Linked DNA regions of Mus musculus: region 1 is linked to region 2. Evidence: chromatin loops called from intact Hi-C (ENCODE). Cell type or tissue: left cerebral cortex. All regions are shown on one strand.

Evidence for each region. A loop is a pair of places that touch in the nucleus more often than their neighbours do. Peaks named below come from ENCODE experiments on the same cell type or tissue, not always from the same donor. Only the 100,000 strongest peaks of a DNase experiment are listed, where the experiment ranks them.
Region 1: a loop joins it to region 2, with 3 times the contacts of the local background. A loop is called at or near these places in 3 of 42 quality-filtered maps.

Annotation. Positions count from the first base shown.
Region 1 is chr10:57,500,753-57,508,752 of GRCm38, reverse strand. Hsf2 (heat shock factor 2) reads right to left here. Exons shown (of 12, transcript NM_008297.3): 6 at 7,322-7,383; 7 at 6,043-6,130; 8 at 4,023-4,171; 9 at 3,371-3,607; 10 at 2,451-2,556. Among named protein-coding and RNA genes, the nearest start is that of Hsf2, 18 kb to the right of the region's middle. In left cerebral cortex, no CTCF peak of the experiment used is centred here; no DNase peak of the experiment used is centred here.
Region 2 is chr10:58,282,530-58,290,529 of GRCm38, reverse strand. It overlaps Gcc2 (GRIP and coiled-coil domain containing 2), which reads right to left. Exons shown (of 23, transcript NM_027375.2): 14 at 4,487-4,587; 15 at 4,320-4,397; 16 at 3,251-3,388; 17 at 1,776-1,897; 18 at 54-230. Among named protein-coding and RNA genes, the nearest start is that of Gm40668, 25 kb to the left of the region's middle. In left cerebral cortex, no CTCF peak of the experiment used is centred here; a DNase peak (open chromatin) is centred at 4,385.

The DNA.
Region 1 (8,000 bases), 780 kb after region 2:
TTCTTAGCCATATGTAGTGCTAAAGGCTGAGTGAGTCCCATGACTTGACGTTAAACATTTATTTACTTACTTACTGATTACATGACAAATTCATCAAATCTACTGACAGTGTAACTTAGCATTCATATCAAGTGGGGCCTCTGACAATATGGCATACCGACTTTATTTCCTACGTAGCTAAGGAAGTTCCTAAGTGCTAAGGTAATGCCAATGAGCTGTACTCAGTCCAGCCAATTTATAAATGCAACTTTCAAGTCATAAGCTTCAAAGTCCTAGCAAATCCCATCCACAGTGTATAAGACTTGTAAGAAATCACTGGCACCATAACAACATTTATTTCTGCTCTCCTGGAGCTTACAATCTAAAAGGGAATATGGACATTAAATAGCCAACTTATATCCAATCCAGTTTTATAATTACAGAGCTTAAGAGCGCTAAGGAGTTTGGAAAGCATGAACACTGGCAAACCCAGGACAAAACAAAAGGGCTGTAATAAAGCTAGGTGCTACGCATCATCAATCTGAGAAAACATCGGGAATTTGGAATTTAGACGACGACGAGTGCTTAGGAATAGTATTACCAAGAAGGTAGAGCATGTTCTAGAAATGGTTAAGACCAATCCACTACCTTATACAGTTATAGACAATCATTGAAACCAGAAACAAAAGCTGAGCAAAGCCATGAGTGGTCCAGGCCTCATGCCATCAGGCTTAGCTTAGACCCCTGAGAACCACTGAACACTGAGCAGACCGGAGGCTTGCACTGGATGAGAATGAGCAAAGCAAGAAAACAACACAATGCAGGTTAGCTCCTTCTGCTTCCGGTCTCTTTAGACATGGAGTCCTTTAAAGACCACAGCTGTCATAGATGCATCTATCCTTTTCTCTTTTCCATTTTCCTCTTTTCTGATCACCCACTGGCAGCTGAAGAGGAACGGAGCTCAAATCCTTGGTGGTAGACGACTACTCTCTGTATGCCGACTCAGCCTGTTACTCCTTCAGAGAACCCCAAAGTAATTCTACACTTAAAGACACTGAGTGAGGCCAGCACCGCAAGCAAGCTTCCCTTTTTTTTTCTTTCTTTTCTTTTTGCCTCAGCATCCTATTCAGACTTGGGAACATGTCTTATATACTCCCAGCGGGTAGATGGGGCAAAATATACACAACCAATTCACATATAAGGAACTGATGCAACTTAAGTTCTAAGGCCTGATACCCTCCTGCTGACTCCACCCTGGTACAGAAACCTGACCATTATAAAGTACAGCCAGCATTCTCAATGCACTTGGTTTATATCTTGAGCATCTTCACCATTTCAGAGAATAAGGTGAGCCAGGACTAGATTTTCAATTTTATGACACTTCAATCTAATTCATGGGTGATGTAAGTCTTAGATGAGAGAAGTGAAAATACAAAATTAGGGTGGTTTGTCAATGTTATTTTGAAAAAAATAGTACCTGATGATGAGATAAGAAAAGCAAAGGGAGTCTGCTATACACATGAGCTCTGTTCCTCTTCAGCGACCAGTGGGGGATATGAAAAAAGAGGGAAATGAAATGGAAAGAAAGCCAAGGCTACTTCTATGATAATTGTAGTCTTTACAGAAAGGCGTCCGTGTCTAAAGAGACTGGAAGCAGAAGGGGAAAATGCTATTAATGGGTACATAGTTTCAGAGATAAAAAACATTTGGGCATGGAATTTAAATAATCTAAGGACTTGCAGATAAAACAGGATATTGCAAACACGCAGAGTAGAATGTGAGATAGAGGAAGAGAGGTAGACAGGTAGACACACACCCCAAGGATGGAAATTTGAATTGGGCAGAAGGAGGCAGCTAAGGATTACCTCCAAGATAGGATACAAAACTGCCAGATTTGACAGGATTGGAGATAGTGAACTACTCTCAGCAAGTATAGAGGTTTGAATATCAATTTAGTAAATGTTAAAAGTGGAACTGATATGACCCCAAAACCACAAGGCACAGACAACAGTGGAGTTCCATTCACACAGCTGGGGACAAAGACTGAGACAGGAAATCAGAATGGACATTAAAAATATACCAAATAAAATGAAATGTATTTGCTAGAAAAACATTCATTCCCTAAGAATTAAGAAGTGTCTTTATACTAGTTCCACTTCTATTACTAATTCACAAAAGTTTTTATTCAATTTTATCCCAGAGAAAATGCACAAACGGTAACACAGCAGCAAGTCCAGATTAAACCTGTATTCAGTAGCAGTAATGTCGAAGAGTGGCACGTTGTTACGGGAGCAACTGCTCTTCACAGGCAGACAGCGACCACACGTCAGTGTCCCGTACCTGTCTGCCTATGCTTCCTAGTAAATTATTAAGTAAAATACAGAAAGTGTAGAATACAAGAGTATTGATTTTAAATGGCACATGTAAGTACACAAACCACCAGTACAGTAAAGAGTATCAAAAATACCTACATCAACCAGAAGATCTGGGTCTATGCTAAACTGTCTTCCTGAGAGCATAGCTTGGAAGTCCTCTAAACTGCAATCAATACTGTCAAGGTAATCCAACAGCTCAACCCTAAAGAAAAAAAGGAACAGTTTCATCTTCATTAGGTATTCTCATTTACATTTCAAACCACTGTTGGTAACCTAGTTAGTGCTACAAAATAATCTTGGTGAGTCCTAAGTCCTTAACAGTTCTTAAGGCATTCCATTTAAGATTTGGAATTTCTGAAACTTGACAAACTCATAATCTTTACACCAATTTACTTTCAGAAAAGATGTGCTACAATGACAGTGTGCTCTTTTCCTTCTATGCCACCTCACTACGCTAACACTCCAAATAATCAAGTGACTTCTATACCATAGATTACTGCATTTGAATACAATATGTCCCTTAACAGAAACTATACCACTAAAGACCACTGGTAGTTAAAATCAAGAATATCTTACAGTTAAAACAAGAATTTCATTTTAAAAATCTAAAGAATTGCTCACCAAAGTTCCAAGACTACTCCTGGACAATTAAATCTCGTCCACTAGAGACTTCACCTTTGATCAGCAGAAAGGGTCTACATCTAGAAGGAAGTTAAGCTACTATTGCTACTTCACATTTATAGAAATGTAAATAATTCTTTAGGTTTATGACTGAACTGACTACAAGAAAGTCATGTAAAACATCTGTGTGAGCCGGGCGGTGGTGGCGCACGCCTTTAATCCCAGCACTTGGGAGGCAGAGGCAGGCGGATTTCTGAGTTCGAGGCCAGCCTGGTCTACAAAGTGAGTTTCAGGACAGCCAGGGCTATACAGAGAAACCCTGTCTCGAAAAAACCAAACCAAAAAAAAAAAAAAAAAAAAAAAAAAAAAACACACACATCTGTGTGAATACTCACTTTCCTAACAGGTTAATGTTGTCATTCAGAATGGAGTCCATCATGGTCACAGGGTCTTCTGAGGTCAGACTGGAGGAGCCGTTTAGCTGGACAGCACTAGACATGAGAGGGCTGCTGCTGCCAGCACTCCCCACACGTAAGGGTTCTCTGGCTGGTTCACTCTGCTCTCCACTCTGAATGACAGGAGCATACTCATCCTCGTTGTCATCTTCAACAATGACAATGTCAGGATACTGGCTACATCCATATCAGCAATATGAGAAAAAAAAAAAAAGACAAAATGGAACCATGTCAGCTTTAGACAAGGTTAATTCATTTTCATTCTCTGAAGGACCCCAAATCTATTGAAAGGTCTCCTTTTCTGGAAGTGAGTCGCTTAAGCATAGGTTTTGACAATCCGTAAGATAGAAACCCTGAGAACTAAGAAAAAATGGTTAACTCCAAATAAAAGTCATCAATTTTCATTCTTTTTTTTTTTTTTAGGTAGTTATCTGGGTCAATAATTCCAAATATGTGAAAAAGATTAGTACTCCAAACCAAATATGAGAAAAATTAGTTTAAAAACAAACAAACAAACAAAACCAGGGCTTTTCTATTATTTCATAAGAAAAATGGCCAATATTTTCCCAAATTTTATCTCATGATTCCTTACTTGGAGGAATCCACTACAACATCCTCATTTGTTTCTGGAATAACTGGAATATTTTCTTCATCCACATTATCGTCAGTAACATCATAAATAATTATGTCATCTGAAATCCGTTCTCTTGACTTTAAACCTTCAGTCCTGCTGTGTGGAACCTAAAGAATTGGGAGAAAACAAAACACATGGACTACTACAAAATTTATCAGCAAAAAAATAGACTCATCCTGTCTACTAAATATGTTGAGGATTCAATAGTAAACAAAACTGCTTGTCCTCAGTCCTTCTGGGACTCACAGTCTAATGACATATGATATCATTTTACAGAGCTATTAAGCATATACCCATATTCTACTTAACAAATTACTTTATTATAAGAGACCCTGAAGATGAATGACATACCCAAAGTGTGTTTTTCCATGGAGATGTTCAAATTCCTAAGTATTTTTTAAATAGATAAACAATGAACAAGTCCAGACCTTCGGAAATTTCAATTATAATCGCACAGCCATTGCGATTATCCCTGGCAGTGGCTGTTCTAATCTGAACCTGCTGTGTGTGTCTCAGGAGGTTTTGTTCTTAGTCATTAAAGCCCTTCACTGGGAGAGATACAGCACTTCAACAATTCCACAGTTAGAGGCCACTGGCTACTTCACCAGCAGCTGCTTTGTGTTATAATGTTATATATAATGTTATAATGTAGATACACAGGTCTGACAGTGCAGGCCCATAATCCCAATTACTCAAGAGGCTGGCACAGGAAAATGTCCAGTTCAATGCCCACCTGGGCTACAGAGTGTTCAAGAGCAGCCTAGACAGCTTGGTGGAATCCCATCACAAAATGAAAAAGGGTAGCTGGGACTAGAACTCAGTGTAAGTGCTTGCCTAGGGTTGATACCCAGGACCACCAAAAGAAAAATAAAATGTATGGGTGCACTCAGGACAGTTACATTAGGAAGTCAAGTTCTCTAACCAAGCAAGTAATTACTATAATGTAAAAGAAGTTTAAGTTTCAACAATAGATGACGCAGGTAAGAGAAGTAAAATGTTTTAAATATATAAACACTAGTTAAACAAAAAAAATCTAAAACATATGAAACACTTTAAAGATACATAAATTTCAGTTAAACTAAAGCAAACCTTCATCTACTTTATATAAGCTTTCAACCCAACACCCATGCCACACAGGTTTACAATATATACTTGGTTTAGAAAGAGAAAGGGGCTGAACACTGAGATATGATGAAGTTAACACTGTCCTGGGGGGGTAAAATAAACAAAACTTCAACAGCCCAACAGTTAATGTGACATAATATTTGAAAATTCTAACAGTTCAAAATAAGAGTAATTTAGTAGGACAGCATTTGCCTTACTGTTCAAAAACTCAGCTCTGATCTCTAGTACATCAAAAAAGAAAAAGGAGATTATCAATGAGAGAGAGAGAGAGCAGTATCATAAAAAAAAAGGCACAACGTGTTTGATGGTAGACTAATCTGCAATTAGATGTTAACAAATTATATAGTCTATAGCAAAAACAAAATCATGCACAAATATTCTGAAATTGCTAGAGAAAAGCACTCTAGTTGGCACATGGTAGATGAAAAGAAAATTCCATAATCATGTTACACTATGATGACCGCATCACTCTTCACCTTATACAGCACTATAAAAACTACATAAGGCCACGCTGTTGAGGTAGAGCTCCCTGGTAAACTTCATGCAGTCCACATTGCACAGTACTGAAATATCATCACCACTGGCATGTGTAGATATCCACAGAATAACAGTCATAGTTCTGAATGTACCACACAAAACAGCATGGCAATGACAACTAGAAAGCTGGGAAATAAGCAACTGTATTGTAACGATGTTTCTTAAAATACCTGACAGCAAATAACGGAACTGTCACAACGCGGCAGAGCTGGGGAGTGAGCACTTACATTATTCACTAAACGGCTCTGACTGCATGAAACACTGCCACAATAAAATTTAGTTTGAGACAATAAATATAAAATGCATTAAAATTTACTTTATGATGGTGATTATCAGTTGGTTCTTTGACTATGTGCTGATATAGATTCTTCTTTGGGGCTCCATTTGTGTTTAGAAGTAGAGGCCTGTAAATAAGAATTGTAATATTTAATTTCACCCCAAAAATGAAAGAATAAAAGGTTTCTACTAATTTACTCATATACTTCCTTCAATAGTGAATGAAAGCTCTCAATAAGTATACAATAGAAATTCTTTAGAACTATTCAACTCCATACAAAGTATACCTAGCTTTTAAAACAGTAGTATCACAGAATAAAAGGCAATAGAATTAAAGCCACAGACTTAGATGTATAAACTGTCAAAATCTTAGCCTTATAGCTCACCTTTTCCTCCTTCCATCTATGCCTTTGTCAATTATTCTTCTAGTTCAGATATGACAATGTCACCAATAGCTAACATATTTATATGCATTACCACCTATCATTAGGATTTTAAATTATCAAGTCTACTAAATTTAAAGTAAACCAAATATCTGATTCTCTCCTTCCTCACAACATTATTTTTAAAGAGTTCTCCTCACTGGGGCCTTTTAATGCTACTTTAAACTGGTAACATGAATGAAAACTCAGTAACTTCTGCAAGGCTACTAAAAGTGACCACCTGGCCTAGCTTACAAACATAAGCAGGAAGCAGAGAGTGCAGTGCTATCTGCAACCCCAGCACCCAGGAGGCAGACTAGGAGCTGGTGAGTTTGAGGCGACTTCCAGGTATCTAGGTAAGGCCCTATAACAGGGGAGGGGGGTGGGGGAGATGACAATAGATCATCACAAGGATGACAATGAGAAGACAAACAGGGTGCATATATCCAAAATGTGTAACCTTATTATGATGATACTGCACAAATGGAAAATTCACTCATACTTATGTGATGGGCCATGGTGAACTAAGGGCCTATGAGATGAAAATCTTCTGAGCCCTTTTAGCTATATGACTAAACTACCTTATGTACAAAATTATTAAAGATATTATATGTAATTACTTTCAGACTGCATGCACACAAAACACAAACATTTGAACTCAGACATAAATTTCATCACTGGTGATTCATAGGCTTGTAAATATCCCCCCAAATTCTCAAATATTTCTACTATCCTAAGTATTGTGGAAAGGGATCCTCACCCTGTTAAGACTATTCTTGAAATGCTAACATAATTTAACAAGGGAAAGCTGTTCTTTGGTACCAGGCATACACTCAGCAAATAGGTATTCATGATTCAACACTTAAATGTTTGTAAGCCAAAACTCAAAAAACTTACCTTTTACGTTTTAAACTCACAAGTTGATTATTCTGAACCAATGTAACAATAAACTGGACAATCTGAGAGGAAAATGTAAATAAAATTCTTTCATCAAAGACTGTGTAAATTTTTAAAAAAGACTTTGCAAATTATATTAAATTACATTAGTTACAACCCAGCTGTCTGCCTTCAAGCAGTGTGCTCAATAAATGCCTCTAAAACACACACATATAATGCTAAGTCATTATATTTCCCACAATCTTAACATATGAGATTTGTTTTTCCAGGAAGACAGCACTGTGAAGCAAAAAAGACAAACTGTTGTACGACAACCATTTTCTAACAAAGGTAATATAATTAGAAGCAAAAGGAATTACTAACTCAGAACAGATCATACAATTCAGGCTTCAAAGAGTATACTGGCCAGTTTTATCATCCATGCAAGCTTACCCAAGCTACAGACATAGTAAATTTTAAATATCTGCTAAACTTAGAGGAAACTTTATTAAACAAATAGACCTAACCAACTACTCTTATTTTATAGGCTTGTTTCTTTATGTAAGACACATGGCTGGCTACGCCGATCCAGTGTCTTCTTAGACGTTTAATCCTCAACCTCACTACAAAACTGCTCCATCTGAATTCTGATGGCGTCCAGCAATGTATGTGTTAACTAGGTGGTTAGGAAGCTTCTAGG
Region 2 (8,000 bases):
CAGGCTGCTTGCCTGCTACCAATGGCACTTGCTGCTGCTGCTGGCAGCCTTACTTTTCCCGAAGTTCTGCCTCTTTGGTCACAGTTTCCTGCAGCATCCGGTTGTGCCTCTCTAGCAGAGTGTCGTGCTCAGCCTGCAGGGTCTGGTACTCCGATACACTGATTTGTAAGCTATTTTGGCTGTCCTGTAACTTGATTTTCAGTTGGTCAATCAGCATTTCCAGGTGTTCCCTAAAACAGAAATAGTTTAACAACATTTATGAAAGAGGTAAACTCATTTTGTGGCCTCAAATATGTTTGCTGTTTCAGTGTCAGACTCTTGGTGACTGGGCATGATTCTAAAGAATACATACTCACAAGAATTACAATAGTTAAAAAATGTTATATTGACATGGCAAGTATCAGGCACTACAGATTTACAAAAAGATGTTTCTGGAGTTTAGCCTATATAGCTATGGTTGGCCTGATACTTGCTACAGAGCACAAACTGGCTTTGAACTAGCTGCAGCCTTCCTGACTCAGCTTCCTCACTGCTGGGATCACGAAGCTTGGGTTTGTCTGGGTTTGGTATTTCATACTGAAATGGAACAGGGCATCATGTCGTATCAGACTAGACTACATTGTATGTTTAGGGTTATATTAGTTAGAAAAGAGCCTCACACACTTGTAAGAGAGTGGGTCTGAGAGTGACATGTGAAGTTAAAATACAGTGAAAGGCAATACCTGAAGAAAAGGGATGAGTCTGTTTAGAATTAGAGTAAAATCTTGGTGGAAATAATGAAAACCCTCAATTCTTCTCTAATGCATACATTATTAGTTCCTTAAAAGATGTATAAGAAATGGACATTATTTAAGGTGACAATTCTCACCCATAAGAAGCTCTAATTTAAAAAAAATCACAGAAGTAGGTTAAGAAAAAGTATGTAAAACACTGGAAGGAACTTAAAAAAATCACACCGAAGTAATGTGAATTTGATTCAGGTATGCTCACATTGGCTCTTAACAAGTGATGATAGTTACTGAAAGATATTTATAATAGCTATGGGTAGAGAAAATATCTTAGTAGATTCTTAAACAAAAACTAACAAAAGCATACACATAAGCATGCAAACATGCAAACATTACAGGACTATGAGCCCTGTTTAGAACCTTAGAAACAGGAATAAAACTATAAATAACTGACCTCTATTACAAAATCAAAATGGACTTGCACAGGATGTCTGAACCCTCTCCCCTCCCCCTCATCTCTTCCTGAGACAGGGTTTCTCTGCGCAGCCCTGGCTGTCCTGGAACTCACTCTGTAGCCTAGGCTGGCCTTGATCTCTCAGAGATCCCCTTCCTCTGCCTCCCGAGTGCTGGCTTAAATGGTGTGTGCCAACCCAGCTCATTCTCTTGTTCCTGGGATATTTTTGAACAATTTAGGAAATGGATCTGGATGCTAATTTTAAACTGACATTAACATAGCATTCAAATCAAATGGAGGTGGTCATAAATAGCATAATGTACATTTAATTTTAGTGCCTAAATCTCTGCTATGTTTGGATTTTATTGAGACAAGAGGTTATAGTTTAGAGACTGGATTCTGGCTTTAACATTCTTTAGAGTTTGTAATAATGCCTGTGCTGTATCCTTCCCTAATTGTCTGAGAATTAGGTGACACCAAGAATTTCTCTGCTCCCTGGTAACCTAAAATTCTAGTCAAAAGCAATCAAAACAGGGATTTTAACAACTTTGGGAAGAACCTGTGTTTATATGGGGAAAAACCTTAGAATTTACCTTTCTTGTTTAGCTCCCTCAGTTTCAACCTGAGACACAGATTTATTTTTCTGTTGCTTTAGAACGTTATGAACTCGGACTTTGTAGCTCTCAAATTCAGAGGTGACAGCAGCTTGTTCTGCCTATAACATTTAAAAGAGAGAAAATTGTCACTGCAACATGATCCTCCTATGTACTTTCAGAGGTTAATGAAGTAAAAAAAAATTTGTGAAAATGAATAAACAGCTTATTATTCATTTTAGTCTTTAGTAACATTACTAAAAGTTAGTTCCGGGGCTAGGTACTGCTCCTCTCCCTGCAATCTCAGTAGGCAGGAGGATTGCAGAGTTTGAGGCCAGCCTGGGATATACTATGACTTCCAAGTCAGTATAGGATATAGAGTAATTCCCTGTCTCATAAAACAAACAACAAACCAAAACCCCAAACAGTACAAAAGAAACCCAGTCCTGCTGGCCTGACCTCTTTTAAAACTCTCGATTTCATGTTTTTGCCACTCATAAATTTTATACTGACACTCTTTGCTTCTATTACTTTAGAAAAAAAATTTAAACCTATGATATGTTCTCTTTTTATAAACAGAAACAACTGATTCTCAAAGACAGATTGATTTGAACGTCACTTTCAATACACAGCGGTAGAAGTTTAATTGTGTGTTTTGGAAGTGGACTGTTGAATCCCACACTACTGTCACATTCACTTAGGTAAGAGAGATACTTCTAATGAAGCCACAGTAAGTAACTAGATGCTTTCTATGTTGACACCAGGGAAGCAGGCCCATCCTATTAGAATGTCATAATTATTTAAACCTCAGAAAAATCTGCAGTGCTCTCCAAAAATAAATGTCACAATTTTACACATACTCATGGTTAAACATAAATAAATGTAAGGTAATTGTACTCATATTTTTCACTTTAGAAAAAACTAAAACCAAAACCAAAACCCAAACCCAAAACCCAAAACCCAAACCAAAACCGCTGTCAAGAGCTGGGGTGATGGCTCAAGGACTAAAAGTACTAACAGTGCAACTCTGAAAAACCCACGTTTGAGCCCTGAAGCCCACGGTCTATTTTTGTTTGTTTGTTTGTATTTTTGTTTTTAAAAGCCAGATGAGAAGGTGTGCATTTACTTTTCCTGTACTCCCATGGTAAGTAAGGAGGCAGAGACAGGAGAACTGCATGGGGCAGCTGGCCCTGAGTATACAGTGCAGCAGCAGAAACAAGACATTGTCTCAACAAGGTACAAGGGGAGAGCCTTCTCCTGATGACTGACCTCTGACCCCCACACATTCATGGTGGTTCCCATGTGCTCACACTCAACACATATAAAGAAATACTATCCCTGTGATGTTGGAGGGGCCATGTGGTTGGATTTAGGGTGGATAAGGGGAGGTGGGTGTGCATCTGCTAATTACAGAACACTGCTAGGGAATAGCCTAGAGTACTAGAACCCCATGGGTTCAGCCCTGAAGGACACACCTTGGCAGCGCGACTCTCCTCCTGCAGGGCCACCACCCTCTGCTGGTATGCACTCAGTGTGCGCTGGTGCTGTTCCGCAGAAGTCTTCAGATGCTCATGGATTTTGTGTTTCTCAGATGTCATCTCAGCCAGCTGAATCTGCAGAGACACAACACGTAATAGTGGATTATTTTCAGATATGAGTAGAACATTTTTTTACTAGTAGGCGGATTTATTTTATTTTTGTTGGTTTTTTTGAGACAGGGTTTCTCTGTATAGCCCTGGCTATCCTGGGACCCACTTTGTAGACCAGACTGGCCTTGAACTCAGAAATCTGCCTGCCTCTGCCTCCTGAGTGCTGGGATTAAAGGTGTACATCACCACTGACCTACTGAATTATTTTTTTTAAAATCAGAATCTGAATAATTTAAGACTAAATATTTACTGTTTAATTAAATACCATTAGACATTATATATATATAGAATACAGCAAGTATAAAACCAGCTTGCTTCTTGCAACTGTCTTTTCAGTCAGAGGTAGAGATGAAGTTTTTGGTCATGTTTATTTTATTTGTGCTGTTCTAGACTGTTATTCCCTCAAAAGCATGATAGTCGCTAGCCTGAATTGTGTAGTATTACAAGACTTTACTGCTTCTGCTTCAGCAAAGTACTGAGCATTCTTCTTAAGAACCCCTAAATAGAAAAAAAATCTAAAATGAATTTTTTTCTGAAACAAACAAACAAACAAACAAACCAAAAACAAAACCCAAAACCCATTTCTATCAATTTTTATATGTATAGATGTTTTGCCTGTGTGGCATGTTTATGTACCACATGTGTGCCTGGTGCCCTTAGGGGTCACCAGAAAGTATCAGATTTCTGGGATGGTGTGTGTGTGTGTGTGTGTGTGTGTGTGTGTGTGTGTGTGTGTAATGGACGGCTGTGAGCCACCACGTGGGGCGCTGTGACTTGAACCTGGGTTCCCTGCTGGAGCAGTGACCGTCTTCACTGCAGAGCCAGCTCTCTGGACCATCTAATTGGTAACTTACTTCTACATGGCAAAAGCTTTTCAAAAAATTAAAAATCTTACTTTATAGACTTCTACTTGCTGCTGGCTTGCTTCCAGCTCACCCTTTAAAGATGCCTGGAGTAGTAAGTGATCGGTTTCCTGCAGAAAGAGAGCCATGGTTAAGTTAAACACTAAAGAGACTTATAACCATGAGTGAGCACTAAAAGGGTACCGAGAAATGAATATACCGCTTGCTTTGCATCTGCCAGCTCCTTTTTGGTTTTCACAAGCAGCTGCTTGATTTTAGTGTTCTTTTCTTCATAGTGCTGTACTGACGACTGCAGTGAAGCTAGCCCATGAAGGAATTCCAGCAGAAAGAGATAAGATTTTTATTAGTGAACATAAAACACAAATGATAATTTTTTTCTTCATATTAATGTACCAGAAACTCATTTTAGTTCTTCATCTGGATTTTTCAAATATATCCAACAATGCATTCCTCCATGCCAATCACCCACCTCAAACACTTATGAACACAGAGCCAATCTTACTGCACCTTGACAGATTCAAAACAATGCAGTTCATAGGATAGTTTTCTGAATATAGTTTAAAACAGAACACAGAGAGGCTCCTTCATTCACACATGATCTACTACTGCCCCGAGGAACCATCACAAGCTTATAAGTGTAGCTTATAAAGCCAATATATTTACTGCTTGGCCCAAGTAGTAAATAAATGTGCAAACCTCTGATTTACTCTAAAACTCTACTGGATAATTTTAAAGCAAATCTGTTCATTTGTAAATATTTAAGTATGTATCACTAAATACAGGCATACTTATATTTAGTATACATTTGAAGTAGTACTTTTTAAAAGTTCTTCAAAAAAGGTAGGTGTGGTAGTGTATACCTATAATCTCAGCAGTTGGCAGGCAGAGGCAAGACCATGAGTTTAAGGCCAGCCTGCCAACTCTGTCTCAATGAAACAAAACAAAAGAAAAAGCACAGTTGTAAAACACAGAAGGTGTATACCTGAGGTTAGCTTTTATGATACCAAGTAAGAGGCAATACTTTTTTTTTTTTTTTTTTTTTTTTTTTTTTTTTTTTTTTTTTTTGTGGCAGGACTGTTAATGAAAGTGCTCACTAGGAAACAAATCAAAATATATTAAAGGCAAAAACCATTCTTGTTAACAGAGGTCAAGAACAAAAAGCACATATTAAGCGGTTTCTGTCCACAGTAAGTGTGCTGACTGTGTAGAGTGAGTGGGATAAATCAGGCTATAACCTGCTAGGAAACAAGCTAAGGAGAGATGACACAGATCTTGTGCTCTGAAGCCACAGATACCGACTAGTTGGTCCCTCTCACTTTTAGATTAGCACTTCATAGACAAAGCAAACAGATCATTAGTTGGTAAACAGAGATGGGAGTTGCTACAGTAAACCCTGCTCAGCTGTCTTCTGACAACCATTTGCTCAGTTCCGAAAGTATTTTATAAAGCACAGATAACACAGGAAGCCTTGATATGTAGGTGACACGAAGTTCCTGAGGTCAAAGAACAGAGAATGAAATGGGGAGACGACAATTTACAAGACGATGTAAAGCCATGTCTACATGCTACATGAAACACAAAAGGCTAGAAAGCTTCATAGGACAAGCAGCACTTAAGATTAGAAGGATCCCATGGGCACTCAAGAGTGGACAGGAAAGGGAGAAGTACAGGAACAAGACTGATACCTGGGTAAAATCACATGCAGACAAGTGTCTAGTCCTTTACTGTGAGAGAGGACTGAGAAAGCCGCCCACGTGGTTGTGCCCTATCCCTCCTTCTGAGGCTTCCTTCTCTGCCATGACTCCAGCGTGTGAGCATGTTTTTGTGCATCTTTTGGCATCTGTGACGCTTTCTGAAACATTTACGGATAAAGAGACACAGGAAGCTCCGCAGGTGTTGGCCTTTGTCTGATTTTACTGTGTGGCCGACCTTAGTGTCTCCTTCCTCCTCCTCTTCACTTATGTGTCGGAAGCCACTGCTTGGTAGCTGCTGCACAGGACTTTATGGAACTTCTGCTTCCGGCCATGAGAGCCATAGGGTTTAGACTTAAACTTTGCTGTCATATACAATTGAATAACTGAATAATAACAACACCTTTCCTTCCCTGACATGTGAACAATAAGTAGCAGAGGACTGTGATGGCTAAGATGGCAAACAAAGGTGGTGAGTGTGAGCCATGCTTCCTGTTCTGGCTCTCTGCACGGCAGTATCTTTTTTTTTTTTGTCTTTTTGTTTTTTTTCGAGACAGGGTTTCTCTGTGTATCCCTGGCTGGCCTCAAACTCAGAAATCCGCCTGCCTCTGCCTCCCAAGTGCTGGGATTAAAGGCGTGCGCCACCACCGCCCGGCCTGCATGGGAGTATTTTATCGAATACGTGTAAGGGTGAAAACAGTTGTTGGTCTAGCTGAGATATATAAAACTTCAAGGAGAAAAACAATGAGCAGTGCTGTAATGTGAACGCCTTACATTTCACACAGGATGATGACCATTAGCTACCAGTCAGGGTGGGAAACCCTTTGTAAAGAAATGCACAGGGATTGAGAAGGAGAACATGACGCACAGCTAGGAGAAAAGGAAGGAAGAGAAACAGACAGATACCTGATAGAACTAATGAATTATCGAGCATGGACATTAAATAGGTACTATATGTATTCAAAGAAACATTAACATAATAGAAGAATTTAAAAAAGGAAAGCAACAGAACTTTAGAGATAGAAATCACATTCACTATCTAAAGGGAAAATTTTACCACATGGGATTAACAGATTAGAGACTGTGGATTAGTGAGGATCGTCCAGAGACTCCATTCCATGAGGAGGCATTTGCTACTGCAATGTAACCGAAGATAAACTAAAGATGTAACTAAAACTCCAACTTACCAAGGTGGAAGTACAGCAAATTATTAAACGGGCTAAAAGGCTTTCCCAAGACAAGGACCCTACAAAGGCACACACTTCATAGGCAATCACCCTAAAAATGGCTCAAATATTTCAGCAGATGAGACTTAGTTTGGAGGGAAAAGCAAGACCCAATTATAAAGCTATTTAAAAGGCCATGGAAGCCGGAGCACTGCTCAGTGGTTAAGGGCAAGTACTGCTCTTTCAAAGGCCTGGAGTTGGGTTTACAACTCCTTGTAACTCCAGCCTCCAGGGGATCTGACTCCTGCCTACTGTGGCCTACTGTGGCACCTGCACTCACATGCTTATATTCATAGATAGAAAACTAAACACACACACACACACACACTCACACACACACACACACACTCACACACACTCACACACACACACACACTGTAATAGATAAGTAACACATAAGGGTTAGGGATTTAGCTCAGTCTCTGGGTTCAGCCCTCAGCCCTAGGGGTTGCAAGAGAGAACACACCACTTGCTTAGGTTACAAGGCAAATGTCAATAATAATCAAAAGGCTGCAGTTGTGTAAGTATTAGTAAATCCTGGGGCTAGAAAAGAACATTCACAGTAAGAGTGACCAAATCATTAGGAATGTGCAAGAATTCTAAGTGTGAATGCAGCCAATACTAGACTTTCTAAATAAATGAAACAAAATGTGGCAGAACTGAAAAGACAAAAAGGGATTGAGAATTATGGTTTGAGATTTTACATAGCTCTCTTAGTACATGGTAGGGATGAGAGAAAAATCATTATGCCTTGAAGATCAGGTGACCCGAATCCATCCACCAACTGACAAGACTA